Regions from separate parts of the Homo sapiens genome. Here region 2 is linked to region 1. A link is an interaction called in ENCODE POLR2A ChIA-PET data of the cell type or tissue named here. Cell type or tissue: B cell. All regions are shown on one strand. Each heading gives the region's core, and the rest is flanking DNA. Links, peaks and the distances in the headings are about the cores only.

Region 1 (2,500 bases), core at 1-2,500:
AAACCACACCCAGGGCACCCAGAACATGTTGTGTGGTAGGCTCAGTTTCTCCAACTGCTTGTGTTCTGCCGGAGTCATAAAGCCTGCAGAGTGGAGTGAAGAAGGCGGTGGGTGGGAGAACCTGCAGAAGGGATGGCCGGCACCTGCTGACCTATAGGAACCTCAGCACTCCTTTGCCATCCTCTTTCTTTCAACAACAAAAAAATTTCTGAGCACCTACTAGGTGCTGTTCTGGGCTGAGCATGTGGGCAGGGTATTTATTTATTTCCAGAGAAAGGGTCTGGCTCTGTCACCGAGGTTGGAGTGCAGCGGTGCGATCTTAGCGCACTGCAGCCTGGAACTGCTGGGCTCAAGTGATCCTCCTGCCTCAGCCTCCCGATACTCAGCCTCAGACTGCAGGCACACGCCACCATGCCCTGCTAATTTTTAATGTTTTTGTAGAGATGGGGGTCTCGCTATGTTGCTCAGGGGCGTCTCAAACAGCTGGGCTCAAGCGATCTTCCCACCTTTGCCTCCTAAAGCACTGGGATTACAGGCGACAGCCACCACGCCTAGCCTGGGTCTGTCTTATTAACCAGGACCAGGTCAGGCCAGGCTGAGGGGGTGTCAGAGACCAATGTCCCATACCTCCAGAGTGGAAACCGGAGATCAAGAGGGGCAAGGGCAGAGGGAAGTAGACCCTAGTACCTCACCAGTTCCCAAGCCGTCACCCTTCTTTCCATTATCCCTCAAGGGTCCTTAGCCCTGCCTCAGACTCCTACTCTCGGAGGGTGGGCTCCTGGCCTCGCCCCACCTTCAGACACCCGACTCTGTCCCGCCCAATTGGACCCCCAAATCTTGACTACACCCCACTCCTGGCTCCACCCAATCCCCCGAGTCCGGGGGACTTTGGCTCCACCCATCTTCCATTCCTGCCGCGCCCATCTCGGCCCCTGGCTCTGCCCGGTGCCTCCCCGTTGCTCCCGGTCCGCCCACCTGCTTGCACCAGGTGCTGGGCGCTGGGGAAGCGCTTGTAGACTGCGGTGCTGACGCTGCGCAGGATGAGCACGTTGCCCAGGTTGGCGTAGCGGATGAGCGTGCGCCGCAGCAGCCGGCCTTGCTCGTCCTTGCCTTCGACGAAGCCCGACACCAGGCTCATGAGGCGGTCGGGCCACGGCAGGTTCTCGTACTGGTTCCACCAGCGGGTCACGACCAGCGTCACGTAGAAGCCTGGGCAGGAGGGGCGGGGGGCGAGGGGCGAGGGGCCAGGCTGCGGCCAGAGCCCAGGGCCCAGCGCCCGGCGATGCCTCGGCTCCTCCAGCTTTCTGCTGCGAGCGGGCCTAGCCCCCAGCCCTCCTGGAAGGCGCTCGGGAGCGAGAGGCAGGCAGAGCCTCGCATGGAGGCGCGAGAGCCCCAAGGGTTCTGTCACCCGGGGGTCCCCCTGCTGGTCCCAGAAATCCGCCAGACCCCCTCCCCTCCCGCGCAGGGGCTCCAGGGACCATGATGTCAGCGCTTCCCTCAGAAAATGGGGTTTTCATTGCTAACGGCAGGACGTCTTACCTAACGTCTAACTTCAGTTTCACTGGCTGCAGTCCGCACCTTTCCCTACAGAGAGGCGCCGACCTGCCGCTGGCGTTCCCCCGCCCCCTCCCCAGCCCCTTGCCGCAGCTCCTCGTGATCCTCCCCTGGCCTGTCTGGAGCCTGGGCGGCCACAGGGACCCGGAACAGCCAGAAGGGGGAACTCACCCAGCACGAAGGAAATGGGGATGAGCTGGATGTAGCTGTCGCAATACAGAGTCAGTTTCTCAAACATCAGCTGTTGTTCTTCCGTGAGGGCCAGCCTGGGGGTGGGGGTGGGGGTGGAATTGTGTGGACGCAGCGAGGAGATGGCTGAGACTGTCCCCAGGTCTAGCCCGGCCCTGGGTAGGAGTGGGACTGCCTCGATGCTATCCCACATTTTCCCCAGCCCAGGGCCCCTCCTGAGGCCTGAGCCAGGTCCATGATGCTCCTTGTACAGCCCCAAACCCGGACAGGAGGAGGCCCCCTCCAGTGGTTTCTTGTGGGGAGAATCCTCACACTGGCCACTGGGAGATGTGTAGGAAGGAAGGTCCTGCTGCAGAGGCCAGTTTCAGACACCCTGATCCTTTGAATGCAGCCAAGGGTCAGTTGTTTAAAAGCAGGTCGAAACAGAGTGTTTGGGACGGGCACGGTGGTTCACGCCTGTAATCCCAGAGCTCTGGGAGGCTAAGGCAGGACCAAGAGTTCAAGACCAGCCTGGGCAACATAGCAAGACCCTATCTCTACAAAAAATTAGTTGGGTGCCGTTGCCGTATGCCTGCAGTCGTAGCCACTGGAGGCTGAGATAGGAGGATCACTTCAGCCCAGGAGTTGGAGGCTGCAATGGGCTGTGATTGCCATTGCACTTCAGCCTGGGTGACAGAGCGAGACACTGTCTCTAAAAAGAAAAAAAGAAACAGAGTGTTTGGCTTTAATGAGAGGGGTGAATAGGCAGAGGATTTTG
Region 2 (12,126 bases), core at 5,273-7,772, 950 kb before region 1:
AAATAATAATAATAATAATAATAACAATAAGGCTTTAACTTTTTAACTGAGTGTCTGTTTCAGTGCCAGGCACTCTGAACGGTATCATCCTCACAGCTGGGGATGAGGGCAGCAGGGGAATGAAAGGTCGACTGGTTACTGATGGTCACACAGCAAGGAAGGCTCAGCGCCAAGCTTCAAACCCAAGACTGGGAACTACAAGGCCAGGACTAGGGTGAATCAAGCAAGGCACTCGCTTCAGAGCAAAATTTAAGAGGGGGACGTAAAAATACTCACTAAACAAGAGAAATAATATCATAATAATATTTTTTTAAATCAAATAGCAAATTCCAGCCCACAGGCTGGCTGTCTGTCTTTGTAACTAAAGTTTTATTGGAACCAGGGTCAGGATTAGGGTGAGGTGAGTGAGAAAGGGCTGTGCAAGTGCAGGGTGGACCCTGTCTTTATTTAACATGTTGTTCATCTTGGATTTTTTTGCATTAACTTCCATTTTTGTAAATATTACATTAAAATATTTTCTTGAAGACTAAGTTTTGGGGCACCCCATACATTTCGCATTGGAGGCAAGTGCCTGATTTTCACCTTACCCTAGTCCTAGCCTGCTGAGGTATAAGGAGTCAAGCTTTTTTTTTTTTTTTTTTTTTTTTTTTTTGAGACAGGGTCTCACTCTGTCACCCAGGCTGGAGTGCAGTGGCGTGATCGCGGCTCACTGCAACCTCTGCCTCCTGGGCTCAAGTGATCCTCCTGCCTCAGCCTCCCAAGTAGCTGGGACCATAGGTGCCCGCCACCATGCCTGGCTAATTTTTATATTTTTAGTAGAGACAGGGTTTCACCAAGTTGCTGAGGCTGGTCTTGAACTCATGAGCTCATGTGATCCGTCTGCCTCAACCTCCCAGAGTGCTAGGATTACAGGCGTGAGCCACCACGCCAGGCCTAAGGAGTCAAGCTTTAAAGGCTGCACCATGCCCAGGCAGATGAGAGGCCCCTGCAGCAGGGCAGGGTGCAGCCTCTCAGGCTAGCAACCTCCTCTTGTCTAACTCAGCCTTTGCAGGTCTTTGCCAAGGGCCCAGGGATACAGAGCTGATCCAAACTACCAGGAGAGTATGGCATGGGGGGCAGTACCCAATCTAGGAGCCAGGAGACCTTGGACTAGACAATGCCTTCTACTCCCTTTTCTCTGGGCCTCAGCTGCTCCCTGTGAGCGATGGGCATTAAATAGCACTAAGCTCAGAAGATGACAGTGACAAGAATTGCACAAATTCTCAAGGGTAGTGTCTACCAGTGGCCTCACTGGGGAAAGCCCCAGCCTAATCCCAGCCTCCAGCCCAGTGGCTGATTTTGTTTAAGGGAAAGGGTACAGCAAAACTCAGTAATCAAGACAAATCATATTTTAATGTAATATTTTTAGAATTCGAATTAGCAAACTATGATCCCCAGGCTGGCCTTCGGTTTTTGTAAATGAAATTTCACTGGAACAAACTGCTTGGGCTCAAATCCTAGTTCCTACCTTCCTTGCATGATCTCGTACAAATTCCCTTGCTTTTCTCAGTCTCAGCTTCCTTATCTATAAAATGGAGACAATAGGCCAGGCGCGGTGGCTCACGCCTGTAATCCCAGCACTTTGGGAGCCCGAGGCAGGCAGATCACAAGGTCAGGAGATCAAGACCATCCTGGCTAACACTGTGAAACCCCGTCTCTACTAAAAATACAAAAATTTAGCCGGGCGTGGTGGTGGCAGGCGCCTGTAGTCCCAGCTACTCAGGAGGCTGAGGCAGGAGAATGGTGTGAACCCGGAGGCGGAGGTTGCAGTGAGCCGAGATTGTGCCACTGCACTCCAGCCTGGGTGACACAGCGAGACTCCATCTCAAAAAAAAAAAAGAAAAAGAAAATGGAGACAATAGCTGCAGTGAGCCGAGATCGCGCAACTGCACTCCAGCCTGTATGACAGAGCGAGACTCCATCTCAAAAAAAAAAAATGGAGACAACAGCCATCCCTTGATCCTAGGCTCCTGTTAAGATTAAATAAGATTATGCATATAAACCCTTTAACAGCAACTGGCACTCAGGGAGCTCTCAATAACAACAATGAGCATTATTATTACTAGTTGCTATTGTCATAGTATCAGACATTTCTTTTCTTTTTTTTTTTTTTTTTGAGACAGAGTTTCACTCTTGTTGCCCAGGCTGGAGTGCAATGGCACAATCTTGGCTCACCACAACCTCTGCTTCCTGGGTTCAAGCAATTCTCCTGCCTCAGCCTCCAGAGTAGCTAGGGTTACAGCCATGTACCACCACCCCTGGCTAATTTTGTATTTTTAGTAGAGACAGAGTTTCACTATGTTGGCCAGGCTAGTCTTGAACTCCCGACCTCAGGTGATCCACCCGCCTCGGTCTCCCAAAGTGCTGGGATTACAGGCGTGAGCCACCGCACCCGGCCAAGAGGTAGACATTTCTAGGCAGCCTAGCACCCTCATTGCTACACATCCTGAGAGTTAAAGGAGACCTACTGTTTACCATGTGCCAGGGCCATTCTAAGCACCTTACATGCATTGATTCATTTAATCCTCATCACCTGAAAAGAGGTGACAGTCTTGCTAATGGGTATTATCCCATTTTTCAATTAAGGAAACCTAGGCATATAGAAGTTATATCACTAGCAATAATCACACATCCAGTGAACAGGATAGACTAGATTCAAATCCAGATAGTCTGGCTCCAGAGTCCAGGTTGCACATGCCCCCTCATGTGCAAACTGTCCCAGACACACAAGCACACACTGCCAGCCACAGTCCTTGCTCATTCTGTCCCCCACTGAACTCGCCACGCTGTCAGTGACTTGTACACACTGAGGGTTCACGGCAAACCATGGAGATGCCCTCAGCCACAAACCACCCAGGCCACCTATCACAGCAGCCTGTCACAGGCCAGGTGCCCAAGGAACACCAGGGCTCAGTGGGCCCTTGCCTAACATCTCTCCCTTGGAATTTTCCCAACAATATAGCCCCTGGAGGCCACAGCTGAGGGTCAGGGGACCCTCAACCTCTTCAATGGTCAGATGGATGCCTGAGGCCCAGAGCAGGAAGGGACCCACCAAATCACATGGCAGCAAGCCCCTGGCTGAGCTGCCTGGACCTTTACCCTTCCATCTGGCTTCACTGTGGCTGTGGGGGCCTCCTGCCCAGCCAGCAGGTTGTTAAGGGCCCCGGCCTTTCTCTTTACCCAGGCTTAGTGCCTGGAGCAGATTCCAGATCCAAGAAAAGTCTGGGGGATCTTCCCATTTCCCTTGCTTCTCCTCACTCAGCTGGGGCCCAGGAACAGAGCCAGGAGAGGGAGGGAAGCCTCCCACACCCCATGGGCCCAGACCCCCACTGAGCTAGGAGCTGAGGCCCTCATCCCTGCTTCCTGCTTTTGCCCCAGACCTTCTTTTTTTTTTCCTTTTGGTTTTTTTTTTTTTTTTTTGAGATGGAGTCTTGCTCTGTTGCCCAGGCTGGAGTGCAGTGGCACAGTCTTGACTCACTGCAACCTCCGCCTCCCAGGTTCAAACGATTCTCCTGCCTCAGTCTCCCAAGTAGCTGGGGCTACAGATGCGTGCCACCACGCCCGGCTAATTTTTTGTATTTTTAGTAGAGATGGGGTTTCACCATGTTAGCCAGGATGGTCTCGATCTCCTGACCTCATGATCCGCCTGCCTCTGCCTCCCAAAGTGCTGGGATTACAGGTGTGAGCCACCACGCCGGCCTGCCCCAGACCTTCTTACTAGCAACTGAGTGTCTGAGTCCAGCACAATTTTCCCTGCTGCCCTCATAGAGAATTCAATTCAGCCCCAAATACCACCCCCTACATACGTATGTAAACCCGCATGCGCAGAAAAACGTGCAGAAAAAAATACATGCACGCACACACCCCTAAGGCCCCTCTGTTCCCATCTCTCTCTGTTTATCTTCTCAGGAACTCCCCTTTCTTCCCATCTCTCCTTATTAGTGGAAGAATCCCACTGGAGCACCACATACCCGGGGAGAGTGAGAATGGCTTCTTTTCTTTCTTTCCTGTTTTAGGACACATTTCTGTTCTTGCGGGTTCTTATCATACTTACTATCTCTGTCACCATGGCCAAGGCTTGCAGCTGCTCAGAGCCACAGTTCCCTCACAGTGAGATGGGCATAATAAGAGCCCTTTCTCCTAGAGACGTACAGCAGTTAAATTAGATAATTCATTTAGGTGGTTAGTACTGTGTCTGGCATGCAGTGACTACTCAGTAAGTGAGGGCTTTAATAAAGTTGAGTGAAATGCTTTGAGAATTTGGCAGGACTGTATACAAAGTGAGTTTCCCAACTCCTGCAACCCGAGTTATGTAAGATAGGAATTTGTAGTAATTTCCCAGTAAGAAAATGGAGGCCTGGAGTCTGAAAGGTAAAACTGGAATGAAGATTCAAATCCCTGGATCCCAAAGCCACTCCACGCTGCTGGCAAATCCACTTATGGCTGGGAAAGTGCATGATAAATGACCATGAGTGGGCACCGGTAAGGGAGGGTGATGCTATCTGGTCTGAAGCTCTGCAAGGGCAAGAATTACATCCCTAGCATCTTCCAATAAGGTCTATCAGAAATGTCCAGTGGCCCAACCAAAGCCCATGTCCTCTCTTTTCAGGTGATGACTTTCCCCTGAGGAAGCCCTGTAGCGTGCCTGGAGGAAGGGGCTCTCCAACCCCAGCCCCACCTAGCCACCATGAACACTTCAGCCCCACCTGCTGTCAGCCCCAACATCACCGTCCTGGCACCAGGAAAGGGTCCCTGGCAAGTGGCCTTCATTGGGATCACCACGGGCCTCCTGTCGCTAGCCACAGTGACAGGCAACCTGCTGGTACTCATCTCTTTCAAGGTCAACACGGAGCTCAAGACAGTCAATAACTACTTCCTGCTGAGCCTGGCCTGTGCTGACCTCATCATCGGTACCTTCTCCATGAACCTCTATACCACGTACCTGCTCATGGGCCACTGGGCTCTGGGCACGCTGGCTTGTGACCTCTGGCTGGCCCTGGACTATGTGGCCAGCAATGCCTCCGTCATGAATCTGCTGCTCATCAGCTTTGACCGCTACTTCTCCGTGACTCGGCCCCTGAGCTACCGTGCCAAGCGCACACCCCGCCGGGCAGCTCTGATGATCGGCCTGGCCTGGCTGGTTTCCTTTGTGCTCTGGGCCCCAGCCATCCTCTTCTGGCAGTACCTGGTAGGGGAGCGGACAGTGCTAGCTGGGCAGTGCTACATCCAGTTCCTCTCCCAGCCCATCATCACCTTTGGCACAGCCATGGCTGCCTTCTACCTCCCTGTCACAGTCATGTGCACGCTCTACTGGCGCATCTACCGGGAGACAGAGAACCGAGCACGGGAGCTGGCAGCCCTTCAGGGCTCCGAGACGCCAGGCAAAGGGGGTGGCAGCAGCAGCAGCTCAGAGAGGTCTCAGCCAGGGGCTGAGGGCTCACCAGAGACTCCTCCAGGCCGCTGCTGTCGCTGCTGCCGGGCCCCCAGGCTGCTGCAGGCCTACAGCTGGAAGGAAGAAGAGGAAGAGGACGAAGGCTCCATGGAGTCCCTCACATCCTCAGAGGGAGAGGAGCCTGGCTCCGAAGTGGTGATCAAGATGCCAATGGTGGACCCCGAGGCACAGGCCCCCACCAAGCAGCCCCCACGGAGCTCCCCAAATACAGTCAAGAGGCCGACTAAGAAAGGGCGTGATCGAGCTGGCAAGGGCCAGAAGCCCCGTGGAAAGGAGCAGCTGGCCAAGCGGAAGACCTTCTCGCTGGTCAAGGAGAAGAAGGCGGCTCGGACCCTGAGTGCCATCCTCCTGGCCTTCATCCTCACCTGGACACCGTACAACATCATGGTGCTGGTGTCCACCTTCTGCAAGGACTGTGTTCCCGAGACCCTGTGGGAGCTGGGCTACTGGCTGTGCTACGTCAACAGCACCATCAACCCCATGTGCTACGCACTCTGCAACAAAGCCTTCCGGGACACCTTTCGCCTGCTGCTGCTTTGCCGCTGGGACAAGAGACGCTGGCGCAAGATCCCCAAGCGCCCTGGCTCCGTGCACCGCACTCCCTCCCGCCAATGCTGATAGTCCCCTCTCCTGCATCCCTCCACCCCAGTCCCCGGGAAAGGCCGGTGGGAAGAGGGCAGGGGCTGCATCCTCAGCCCCAGGGCCCTGCTCAGGCCTCACCTGGCTTCCCAGGACCCTGGGTCACCTTCCTGGGCAGCCCAGAGAGACCCTGCCAACTTTCCAGACTTCGCTATTCCCAGGCAGGGAGGGAAACCCGGGGAACTGGTTTTTCTGTTCCCTGCTGGGTGGGAATGCGCTCTTCACCAGGAAGAAGGCCCGGGAGGAGGATCCGGGCTTTGGACTCCTTGTTTGCCTTTAGGCAGGAAGTCAGGAGCCAGCAGGGCGGGCCAGGAGAAAGAAGGCTTAACATTAAGTATTCCTTGGCCCAGCAGCGGCCCAGATTGCGGTGTGAGATGGTGCCCCCTGGGGGGCACAGCCAGAAACTGAACTGGCCGCTGGGAGAAAAGCCAGATGACAGGGAGCTGGGGAATCCCCTCGCTTCATAGGCAGAGCCCGCCCACCTGGGCCCTAGGCATACTCTCCAGGATTGTCCACAAATGTCCTCAGAGGGTCCCTAGGTGGGTCAACTCCAAGGCAAATGTCCAAGCATCAGCAAGACAATGACACTGGAAGGGTCCGGCTTGGCTAGTCACATATCAAGTCCCGAGGCAGCAACAGGACCAGGAGCCAGGTGTCCTGACTGTCCTACAATATCATTTTCCTGGGAGTGGGAGTCAAGTGTGCCTGCTATCCAGCCGCAAATCCATACCCCCTGCCCCAGAGAAGCCTCAGTCCCTCCCTCCTGGCTCACAGCCACCACCTGGATGGATCTGCTCCATGCAGATCTAGCCAGGCCTCCCGCATGCTGCCTGCCTCCGGCCCTGCCCCACACAGGCCTGGCCCAGCCAGCAGGTTCTCTCCTGTGAGCTCCCCAATCCAACCCATGCATGGCCTCCCAGCCACCCGGATCTCCAGGCCCAGCCTGGCCCCAAATGTTCTTTCCTTTCATCCTCAGCAAGTGCTGAGTCTGTGAATAAAGCCACATAACCAGCGGGCACTAAGGGGCCTTCCTAACTGTGTTGGCTCAAGGCCTTGGTCTCAGGCCAGGGCTGAATGGGGCAGGGAGGGCCCAAGTACTTTGGAATGTGGGCCGTGGCCGTGAAAGTGGTTCTAGGAGGGCCAGCACTGCATGGTTGGATCTACTAAAGCCTGGGGACCCCAGCACCGTGGAGTCCCTGGCTCAGGTGAGTGGGGCTATAAAAGGCAGACCTGACCTCTGGAAGTGAGGCAGCTAGGTGAAATAAACCAACCCTGCCCACATCCCTGCATATTCTCTATTGGCTCTGCCATACCCGGGGAGAACAGAACTCTTCCAAACCCCCATTTACACATGAGGAGATAAGGCCCAGAGATCCAGGAGGATTGTTCAGGGTTACCCCACAGAGCAACACCCAGACTTCCAGGCAATTCATAACCTCCTGACCTCTGGACTGAGTAGATGACAGCCTAAAGTATTTAGGCCAAAACACTCCATCAGGATGACCCTCAGGTCAGGTTATAAGGCACTTCTTTGGTGAAGGGTCCCCAAAGCCCAACGCAAAGGAATTCTAGAGAGGTTAATCCCGTAGCCTGGAGTAGTGGTTTCCAAGACGATCATTGGGTTCAGTGATTTGCTAGAATGATGCATAGAACTCAGCAAAGTTATTATCCTCACAGTTTATTACAGTGAAAGAACATAGAGCATAAAACAGCAACAGCAAAAGGTGCACAGAGCAGAGACCAGGAGAGACCAGATACAAACTTCCAGCTGTCCTCTCCCAGTGGAGTCGTGCAGACAGTGCCCAATCTTCCAAGCAATGATGTATGACAAAAAAAAATGAAGTACTGCCAACCAAGAAAGCTCACCAGAGCTTTGGTGTCCAATGTTCTTACTGGAGGCTGATCGTGTAAGCATAGCTGACCACCCACATGGCTGACCTTACTTAGTCTCCAGCCCTTCCAGAAGTTAAACTGATACCATGTGGCCCAAGGAGCAAAGGTAAGCAAAAACACTTACCAGGCAGGATATTCCAAGGGTTTAGTGTTATCTTCCAGGAGCCAGGCAAGGCCAAACCTTTCTTTGAAATGTGCAAATGTGCAGGATTCGGATAATCCAGACTTGCTGAGTGAATCTTTCAGTTCACAGTGGTTCTGACCAGTAGCCCCAGTATCACCTGGGAACTTGTTAGCTATGAGAATTCTCAGGGTCCTCCTAGATTTACTAAATCAGAAACTCTGTGGAACTCGCCACCTATTTTTAACAAGCCCTCTAGGTGTTCTGATGCAGGGTAAAGTTTGAGAATCATTGGCCTAGAGGGATGAGGTCCTGGGTGGAGCTAAGCCCTTGCAGAGAGAGGAGTGGAGATTCAGCCCCCTTATAGCCGTTGGGACTCCCAGAAGCCTTTGGAAGAAAGCTTCCAACACGATAGGAAATGGTATCCATTGAAGATCTAAACAGGATAGGCTAGCCAGGAACTACAGCACTGTGAGAATGACCCTGCTGTTTGGACCTTCCTGTTTGGAAGGATCCAAACCCCATATCCCCTTCCCACCAGCACAGCTTACGGGGTTGTGAGCTCAAGTTCCTAAGAGGGCCCCTCCCTTACCACTGCTCCCTCACAGCCCTAAGGCCCCTTTAAGGCTAAATGCCCTGCCCCATGTTAAAGGCGTTGAAACTGAGGTCCTGGGAGGCAGAAGGACTGAGCAAGCTGAGCAGTGCTGGGAGAATAGGAACTTTGGGGCCAGATTAACCTGGTCTCTACTGAAGGCCAGAAGTGGAGGGGGTAAATCTGGTATTCACATCAGGAATGGAGCTAGCAGTTCACACTTGTCCCTTGTCCCAGATGCAGGTCTGACCTGCCATGTCCCTCACTGAACAACCTTAGGCATGTCTCTTCTCAGTGTCTTCATCTCTGAAACGGGAACAAGCCCTTTGCAGAAGTGTTAGGAGGATGAGAGAGATTGTAGGGAAATGCCCTCAATGGCTCTATGATCAGTGTTACCACGGGACAGGGCTGCTCACCGGTAAATGCCAGAAACCAGGACTAGTTTCAGACCCAGCTCTGACCCTACACCTCCAGCCTGAGCTTTGAAAAGCCCATGCCCCCAATCCAGGGAGAAGAAACTTAAATCCCATCATGGCTTGGTTAAAGCAGTTTGGGGGAACAAGTTTCGGCGGGAAAGGGTGTGTGCATTCCAGGAAGGCTTCCCGGAGATGGGGTCTGTGCCCTCAGTCCTCTGAAGCTAGATTCCTGCAGGCCCAGCTGCCAGAGAATTGGGGAAATGGGATAAACCCAAAGAGAGAGGGTGGCTGGACATGGCAACTGTCCACCCCAAACACTCCACCACTGCCCCGTTCTGAGAGTCTTTCTTGGCCCCAGAAACAAGGGCGACTACACGCCTGAGCTGGAAATAGGGAAAGAATGAAGCGGCTTTTTGAATGCTGTCTTCCCCTCTACTGCTACCAACCCCTTCTCCGGCCTGGAGAAGTTAGGATCCTCTCTCCTCCTGCGCCACCTTCCTTCCACTCCCACCGTGTTGCTTTAGCGCCATCTGCCGGCAATCACAGGAATAGCTCTGCCAAAACACGGCTCTTGTAACCCGCCTGAGCCTGCTTATCAGACAAGACCACAGGACAAGATGGAGTAGGTGATTCTGGCCACCCCAGTCCCTGCCCCCAAGTCTCAGCAGGTACATCAGACCCCAGAAGAATCAGCTTCCTTGGATACCACTATAAACTTGCAGAGACAGGCCCTACCTCTCTGGCCAGTATACCAAATTCACCAACAAGGAGATAGAAGGTAGGGGGCTTGGCATCTAGGAACAGCTCCAACTTCTCCTAATCCCCCATGGCCCCAGGCCTTTGGAATCCTTGGTTTTATTCTTAGGACACTGGCTGGGATTTCACAGGACTCATGCTGACCCAACTGGAAATTTAGACAAGTACCTGCTCACCTTTAGAGCACAAAAGTCTTTTGAATGGCCAGGTTCCCCACACCAGCCTCAGGCTCTAAGGGGCTTGAGAGAGCTTGAGGTTATTGCTTCTGACATCGTTGTTGTTAGCACCTTTGGTAACATACACACACTGGATAACCCCACAAATCAGACTATCACACAAAATAAGCCTGAAAACAGTTCTCACTCTTCACTGTGAGTCCCTGTCCTTCCCCTGCCCTTGAGTTTCACTTTCTCTCTTGATATTCCTGGCCTGGCTAGCACCACCATTCACACGTTGCTCAAACCAGAAAGCTGGGAGTCATCCCAGACTCCTTCTGTCTTTTACTCCCTGTACTCAGCGTATCTCCTGAATTGTTCACAAATTCATCCAGTTGTCTACATCCCCACTGCCTCCAAACTAGTCCAGGCTTCTTGCCCAAAGTGCCAAAACAATCCCTTAATTCAGGGATTAGCAAATTTTTTCTATAAAGGGCCAGACAGCAAATATTTTAGTTTTAGACTCTGCAGACCAAGAGACAAAATCAAGAATATTGTGAAGGTACTCCAATATTACACAGTCTCTGTCACAACTATTCAACTCTGCTGATGCAGTCAAAAGCAGCCATAGACAATATATACTTAAATGAGCATGGCTGTGTTCCAAAAATATTTTCTTTGAATATCACTGAGATTTGAATTTCATATAATTTTTCTTGTGTCACAAATACTATTTTTGTTTATTTTTCAGCCTTTTAAAAATGCAAAATTCAGGCCAGGCGCGGTGGCTCACGCCTGTAATCCCAGCACTTTGGGAGACCGAGGTGGACGAATTGCCTAAGGTCAGGAGTTCGAGACCAGTCTGGCCAACATGGTAAAACCCAATCTCTACTAAAAATGAAAATAAAAAAATTAGCCAGGTGCGGTGGTGTGCGCCTGTAATCCCAGCTACTTGGGAGGCTGAGGCAGGGGAATTGCTTGAACCAGGGAGGTGGAGGTGGCAGTGAGCCGAGATCGCGCCACTGCACTCCACCCTGAGCAACAGAGGGAAACTCCGTTAAAATAAAAAATGCAAAATCCATTCTTAGCTAATGACTGGTACAAAAACAGGCCCACCAGACATAGTCGGCCAACCCTGCCTTAATTGGTCCCACTCCCATCCATTCTCCATGCTCTAGCCAAAGTGATTTTGCCAAAACACAGATCTGATGCTTTCAATTCCTTGCTTACAGCTAGCCAATCGCTTAAAATAAAAATGCAAGCTCCTTAGCCTTCAAAAGCCTTCCCATTCAGCCCTACTTAATTCTTCAGCCTCTTCCGTGACACCTCCCTTACAGACCTTAGTCCCAGCCTCTGGAATTCTCCTGGTCCTCACACAGGCCCTCAGCTTACTTCTTCATGGTTTTACTCCTTTCAGTTCCTTTGCTTGGATCAGTCTTTTCCTACTTCACCTGGGAAATGTATATGCCTTCTTCAAGAGCCAGAGAAAAAAACAGCCCCCACCTGAGAGGGTTGCAGGGTGTCCTCGGAGGGACAGCAGGTTTCGGTTGAAGCTAGACGGTGGAGGAGATGGTCAGAAAAGAGGCTCAGATGCAGAGGCACTGGAAGACCACTAAACGGAGAGGGCACAGCAGAGAGGTCTGGGAGGAAGGGCCCAGGCAGTAGAGGGAGGGGATATGTGGGACACGTGGGGAAGGGTAGGGAAATGGCAGTTAAAGCAGAGAGAGGCCGGGCGCGGTGGCTCACGCCTGTAATCCCAGCACTTTGGGAGGCCGAGGTGGGCAGATCACCTGAGGTCAGGAGTTTGAGATAAGCCTGACCAACATGGAGAAACCCTGTCTCTACTAAAAATACAAAATTAGCCAGGCATGTTGGCGCATGCCTGTAATCCCAGCTACTCAGGAGGCTGAGGCAGGAGAATCACTTGAACCTGGGAGGCAGAGGTTTCGGAGAGCCGAGATTGCACCATTGCACTCCAGCCTGGGCAACAAGAGCGAAACTCTGCCTAAAAAAAAAAAAGCAGAGACAGACCCACATGAGCCTCCAGTAGTCCTCCCCGAAGA

The links. Peaks named below come from ENCODE experiments on the same cell type or tissue, not always from the same donor. Only the 100,000 strongest peaks of a DNase experiment are listed, where the experiment ranks them.
Region 2: POLR2A ChIA-PET joins it to region 1 with 6 read pairs; 1 of 35 experiments calls an interaction of 5 or more read pairs at or near these places.

Annotation. Positions count from the first base shown.
Region 1 is chr11:61,954,427-61,956,926 of GRCh38, reverse strand. It overlaps BEST1 (bestrophin 1), which reads right to left. Exons shown (of 11, transcript NM_004183.4): 3 at 1,726-1,820; 4 at 976-1,209; 5 at 1-83. LOC107984334 (a long non-coding RNA gene) reads left to right here. Exons shown (of 2, transcript XR_001748245.2): 2 at 1-2,500. Among named protein-coding and RNA genes, the nearest start is that of BEST1, 5.3 kb to the right of the region's middle. In B cell, for the core only: no CTCF peak of the experiment used is centred there; DNase peaks (open chromatin) are centred at 1,026 and 1,526; H3K4me3 peaks cover 1,314 bases; H3K27me3 peaks cover 1,531 bases.
Region 2 is chr11:62,903,701-62,915,826 of GRCh38, reverse strand. CHRM1 (cholinergic receptor muscarinic 1) reads left to right here. Exons shown (of 2, transcript NM_000738.3): 2 at 4,649-7,148. The coding sequence starts at 4,727. The coding sequence ends at 6,109. It overlaps CHRM1-AS1 (CHRM1 antisense RNA 1), which reads right to left and starts at 6,420. Exons shown (of 3, transcript NR_199052.1): 1 at 6,212-6,420; 2 at 4,982-5,224. In B cell, for the core only: no CTCF peak of the experiment used is centred there; a DNase peak (open chromatin) is centred at 6,589.